Linked DNA regions of Homo sapiens: region 2 is linked to region 1. A link is a loop called in an ENCODE intact Hi-C map of the cell type or tissue named here. Cell type or tissue: heart left ventricle. All regions are shown on one strand. Links, peaks and the distances in the headings refer to the core of each region. The heading gives the core; the rest is flanking DNA.

Evidence for each region. Peaks named below come from ENCODE experiments on the same cell type or tissue, not always from the same donor. Only the 100,000 strongest peaks of a DNase experiment are listed, where the experiment ranks them.
Region 2: a loop joins it to region 1, with 6 times the contacts of the local background. A loop is called at or near these places in 17 of 110 quality-filtered maps.

The regions. Positions count from the first base shown.
Region 1 is chr14:100,644,535-100,647,435 of GRCh38, reverse strand. No RefSeq gene overlaps it. Among named protein-coding and RNA genes, the nearest start is that of LINC00523, 11 kb to the left of the region's middle. RefSeq lists an enhancer at 1,761-2,261. In heart left ventricle, for the core only: a CTCF peak has its summit at 1,523 (motif pointing right); a DNase peak (open chromatin) is centred at 1,555.
Region 2 is chr14:100,546,788-100,549,688 of GRCh38, reverse strand. The region is part of intron 2 of BEGAIN (brain enriched guanylate kinase associated); the gene reads left to right. Among named protein-coding and RNA genes, the nearest start is that of BEGAIN, 39 kb to the left of the region's middle. RefSeq lists an enhancer at 2,631-2,760. In heart left ventricle, for the core only: no CTCF peak of the experiment used is centred there; a DNase peak (open chromatin) is centred at 1,538.

The sequences.
Region 1 (2,901 bases), core at 245-2,744:
TCCCCGTCTGGGCCCTCACTAGAATTCACCTTATGATCCACTCACAGCAATGCAGGTTTTTCCTAGAATGCACCTCAAAACTCTTGGCAGTCTGTACCCATTACCCAGTTTCAAAGCCACTTCCACATTTTTAGGTATGTGTTACAGCAGCACCTCTACTTCTCCATAACAATTTTCTGTCTTAGCCCATCTTGGCTGCTATAACAAAATACCATAAACTAAGTGTCTTATAAATAACAGAAATGTATTTCCCATTGCTCTAGAGGCTGATAAGTACAAGATCAAGGGACTGGCAGATTTGGTGTTTGGTAAAGATCTGATTCCTCCTAGACAACATCTTCTTGCTGTATCCTCACGTGGTGGGAGTGGGAAACTAGCTCTCCGGATTTCATTTGTAAGGGCACTAATACCCGTGAGGAGCGCTCACCTCTCAAAGGCCCCACCTCCTAATACCATCACCTAGTAGGGGTTTTGGATTTTAAAGTATGGATTTTGCAAACATTCAGATCCTAGCAAATGGTTAATGGAAAAGTACAGCAACCAAAAACGTGCATGGTGACAGAGGACTCACAGCCTTCATGAAGGGAGACTAGGCTCACTCCACTAGTTAGAGGCCAGCTGAGGTTCTGGCTAAGGACAGGGGAAGTGTAGAATGGGTAGTTGAAGAAGGAAGCCATTGATATCAATTCTAACCTCACAACTACCTTACAGAAATGAGTCCCATAGTAGCTATTTTCTACTTGTTTGTTTTATGTACATACTTATCTGTAGAGGCTAATCATTTTTTTTGAAACAGGGCCTCACTTTGTTGCCCAGGCTGGAGTGCAGTGGCGTGATTACCGCTCACTACAGCCTCAACCTCCCAGGCTCAAGTGATCCTCCCACCTCAGCCTCCCAAGTAGCTGGGACCACAGGCAAGTACCCACCATGCCTGGCTAATTTTTTAAACTTTATGTAGAGGTGGGGTCTTCTTATGTTGCCCAGGCTGGGCTTGAACTCCTGGGCTCAAGTGATCCACCTGGTCCAGCCTCCCAAAGTGCTGGGATTACAGGCGTGAGCCACCACACCCAGCCTAGACTAATTATTTTCTTCCCCTCCTTTCCATTTTTATTTTATATCCAAACTGTTGGAAGTTAACTTCACAGTTTAGTGTGTAGGTAATAAAATATTTAGTGGAAATGCAAATGAATTTGAGGAGTAATTCACATAGTCAGTGACAGAAACACTGGCTGCTGGACTGCATGTCTCCTCGTTTCAGAGAGAGGGCAGAAACTGTCATGGGTAAGATCTGTAGCTGCATCTTGTTAGGTGGAGATATAAAGATGTTTTGCTGCTGTACAGGAGTCCAAATGTGTGTAGTACACATGGAAGGTGAGTAGCCAAAGGGGTGGACCGTGCCAGTTATCAATTTATTGTCTCCCAGCTCCGAATCTGCCCTGCATTGGCTGTTGTATTAAAAAATGAGCTGGTGCCTTTGTGATTTTCTTTGCCTGTCGACACCACATTAAGCTTTGTCAGCAGAGGGCGCTGGAGAGACAGGACAGGAGGCAGGGATTTTCCCTCCTGGTACTGGGCGGTGGCTGGGCAGACTCCTGCAGTGTGGGCGGCCTCTCCAGCAGTGCGGTGAACGCAGTTGGCAGCTTCCCTCTGCTCTCTCTAGGGTGGGTTTGTAGCAGATATCTCCTCATGAACAGCCTCCCCAGCACCCTAAAGGGTGGATTTCCAGCAAGCTCTGTTGGTGCAGCCCACAGCCACATCCACTAAGCCACAGCTGTGCCCTCCCCACTGAGCCCTGGTCGGGGGAGGGTCTTCCTTGGCTGCTGTATCTCAGAACTGGGGTAGCAACTGCTCCTTATGCCTGCAACCGCTAGGTTCTTTCAAGTTCCCTTCACTCCTTACTGCCCAGTCCCTCATTACTGCAGAGCCCCGTTATAATCAATAATCTATCAACTTGCCTTGATCAGATTACTGTGTGGATTCTGTCTGCTGTCTGGAGTCTGGCTGCTACACTGAGCTGAAAACCAGGAAGTTAGGGCATGGCTTAGAATGATTTCAACTGCAATAAGTTCTCCTTAAGAGGTAACTGTGTGCCGGTCACCGCACCCCGAGATACAGCCATCAGAGGTGCATGGTCTCTGTCCTGGCAAGTTTACAACCAAGGGGGATAGACAGTCACTAGGCAAAGTGTCACAGGCAAAGATGTGGCTGCACTAGAAAATGTCCTATAGTGTTAAGAACTGTGAAGCAAAGTTAAAAGGGCAATTCAACGCAGTGGCCATGGCTGGGAGTGGGCAGCAACTCTGGGGGGTGTTCAAGGAAGGCCTCTGTGTGGAGGTGACGTTTGAGCTGAGACTGAAGAAGTGCAAGGAAAGACCGGGGCGGAGGGATCATTCCTGGTGCAGAAATAGCGATTGCAAAGGCCCCGAGGTGAGCATTGATCTGGCCTTTTTGTGCAACAGAAAGAAGACCAGGAGTTCCAGGAAAACAGGAGGAGGAAGTGGTAGAGAATAGGTCTGAGATAAGACAAGGGACAGAGGATGGGGGCCTTGCAGGCCAGAGCAGATGTTATTTGAAGTCAGTAGAAAGTCCCTGGAGGGGTTTAATCCAAATATGCATAAAGAACGATTTTTTAAACGTGAAGGTTCCCTTTAGTAGGATGGGGGGAAAGTGGGAGACATTGCACCCCATTAGTGCTGTATTGCAGCACGTTACCGTGGCTATTGCTGTTATGGTGAACACCTTGTGCATGTTTTGTTCCCACAGTCATTAGCTTTACAGCTCCCTCCTCCAGGCAGTCTTCTCAGACCTTCGCTGGCCAAGCTCATCGCCTCCTCTTTGCTCTGCAGTTCCACCCCAAGCCTCTTGTGCTCTCCCTGGCTGTTCTCACTCATTCACAGTGTA
Region 2 (2,901 bases), core at 182-2,681, 98 kb after region 1:
TGGACCAGCAACAGCCCTGCCCCCGTGTCTGGGTGCACCATCCAGTTCTGCAGATGTGGAGACAGGCTGCCGTGGCAGGGCTCGGGTTATTGCCCGGTGTGGGGAACACTGGACAGGGAAGGAGGTACTACCCGGGTGACCGCAGACCCTAGGTACACAGCCTGGACTGGGCAGAGGGGACACGTTCAGAGGTGTGAGAAGCTGAACCCCCAGGACTTAGTGACAGGGCTGTGAGGGGTAAAGAGGGGTCACCATGCCCACCCCCCGGGTGGGGAACGTGGAGGGCAGTGAAGGTGTGGTGGATGTGGCTGCATTGGACGGGTTGGGTGTGGAGATGCCTGAGGGCCATAGGTGGGTGGCTGGACGTGGTGAGGGTATGGAGCCTGACAGACACCCCGCTGGAGTCAGATGGAAACCTGGGAGGGGTCCCTGTGCAGCTGGCTTGGAGGGGATTTGGTCTGAGCATGCAGGGCAGGGGTGCAGGTGCAAACCGGGGCCCCAGGGAACAGCCCGGGCGAGGTCGGGAGGGGCCTGTGGTGTGATCGCCGGACCAGCAGAGGTGGGGAAAGACGTGGCAGGAACCCTGGGGCGGCCAAGTGCGGGGCATCAGCTATGCCTGGGGACGGGGTGCGTGTCCATGGCCCGATGCCTGCAGCAAGCGGACACTGAGGCAGAGAGGGGTGTGAGAGTCAGGGGCTGGGGGCACTGCTAGCCCAAAGATTGGTTGGGTGTAGCAGGTGGTTGGGTGTGAAGGACTTGGGGAGGGGGAGCAGTATTTAAGGGCTGGTGGAACAGGGAGTTGACTGCTGTATCTGGAAGGCCATCCAAAGGCCAGGGGTAAACTGAGGCTCTGTGAAGCTGCCTGACTTGTGAGATGTCTGCCCCGAGCCCACCCCATAGCCCCTTCGTCCTCCCCTCCCACACCTGCCCCGTGGAGAATCCCTGCCTAGCTCATTGTCTGCCTCCCCTCTGGACCGCAGGCTCCCGGGGCAGGGGCAGGGTTTGTCTTACTCCTGGCTGTGAGGTCTCAGACAGGTTGCTTGCTCTGAGAGGTGAGGGTAGGGACCTCAGGGTGCCCAGAAGGGGCAGGGCTGGGTGAGGGGGCACAGTGAGCTAGGGGTGCAGGTCTCAGAATAGCAAGGACCTAAGGCTGCTCAGTGAGGCCTGGGGTGTGGCTGGAGAAGGGGTGAGGACTCGGGGCTGAGGTGGCCACGTGGGTGGATGGATGACGCCCTCACCTCTTCCCGAGGGCTGTGGGTACACCAGGAGCCCCTGCAGGGAACAGTCGACTTCAGGGGCTGCTGTGCAGCCCATTGTGCCTGCCCTAGGAGCCCAGGATGGCATAGGAGTCCCCAGGAAGTTCACCACCTCCCTGGGGAGGACAGGTCTGTGTGGGAAGCAGCCTGGGACCTGTAGCTATAGAGTGCTAGAAGTGGGGCAGCCACGGAAGGCTGCCTGGAGGAGGTGGAAGGAGGCCTGAGCACTGTCCCAGAGAGCGCTCCCGGAGGCAGACCCACGTGGGCAGCTGTGGCACTTTGCCTCAGGGCTTCCCTCTTTGCTTGTTACTCTACTTCCTCTTGTGGTGACTGACTCTTGGGAAGACCCGCCCTGCCCTTCTCTGAGGTTCTCAAAAACGTAAGCGACGCTTTATTTTTATTTGTTTTTAAAAATATAGCCCTGGGCAGGAATCCAAGAGTGCTTCCTGGAGGCTTGCTGGGTGTGTGCCCGCAGTGCCACATGCGGTTTACTCACGGGGCCCAGACAGAAGATGCCTCTGCTCGGGGCTGGGGGACAGTGGTGGCCCCAGGGGGACTGGGAGCCTCCTGCCTGCCCTCTACTCCCCTCGCTTGGGTTTGGGTCGGGAATATCACAAGAACGCGGGCTTTTGCCCAAGGTCCCACAGCACATCTGGGCAGAGTCAGGGTTCCAGGCCCTCTCCCACACCTCAAGTTTCCTTCATGACACCCGGGACTTCTGCCTGTCCCGTCCCCATCTCACAGCAACACAATCCAAAAGATGTTGGTCCCAGATAGCCCCTGGGCTGTGCACCCATTGCAAGGAAAGAACTGCTGGCTGCTGACCCCACTCTGACCCAGACAACCGGAAGTGCAGCCCCTGCCTTGGGGAGCTCCGAGCCATCCCTGTTGGAGGCCCCCACACTACCCTCCTGCCTTTGCACAGCTTTAGTTCAGGTGAATTGTTGGCAGGTGGCTCGGAAGAGTGGGTCATAGTGGGTCTCTGTTTCCTGAGCATGTGGGGCTCTGCATCCTGGGGTCCTACCCTCCAGGAGACCCCATTCTGGGGGAAGAAAATAGAGCCTCAAGAATTGTCTGGGTTTCTGGAAGGCTTCCTGGAGGAAGGGGAACTTGAGCAGGCCAGGACCTTGCCAGGTTTCCCGTGCTGCATGCAGCCTCATTGGCCATGGTGGCAGACACTGCCCGGGCATGGGACATTGCCACCAAACATCTCTCTGGCCCAGAGAAGTGACCCAGGGTCCCAGGGCCACACAGCCATTTTGGGGAAAGCAGGTCTGGTCTTGGGCATGGCACTGCTGACTCTGGGCCTCAGCCATCCCAACCTAGCACTGTGGAGGAGCAGGAGTGAGGGCCCCAGTCACCTGTGCCACCCAGGGCCAGCTCTGTGATAGCCTGGGTGCTGATGGGTGCTCTTTGTACCTGGGTCCTTTAAACCGCCCCCAACACACTGGCCAGGTTCTGGGGTCAAAGACTCCTCCAGCCACCACCTGGGATTTACCTGTGTGAGGGACACTGGTGGAGTCTGAGGAACCGCCCAGGCCAGACTGGCTCAGGGTCAGAGTCCCTGACTCTGGGGCGCCATGGTCTTCAGTGACGCCCGGGAGGCTGGGTGTGTGTGAGTGTGTGTGTGTGTGTGTGTGTGTGT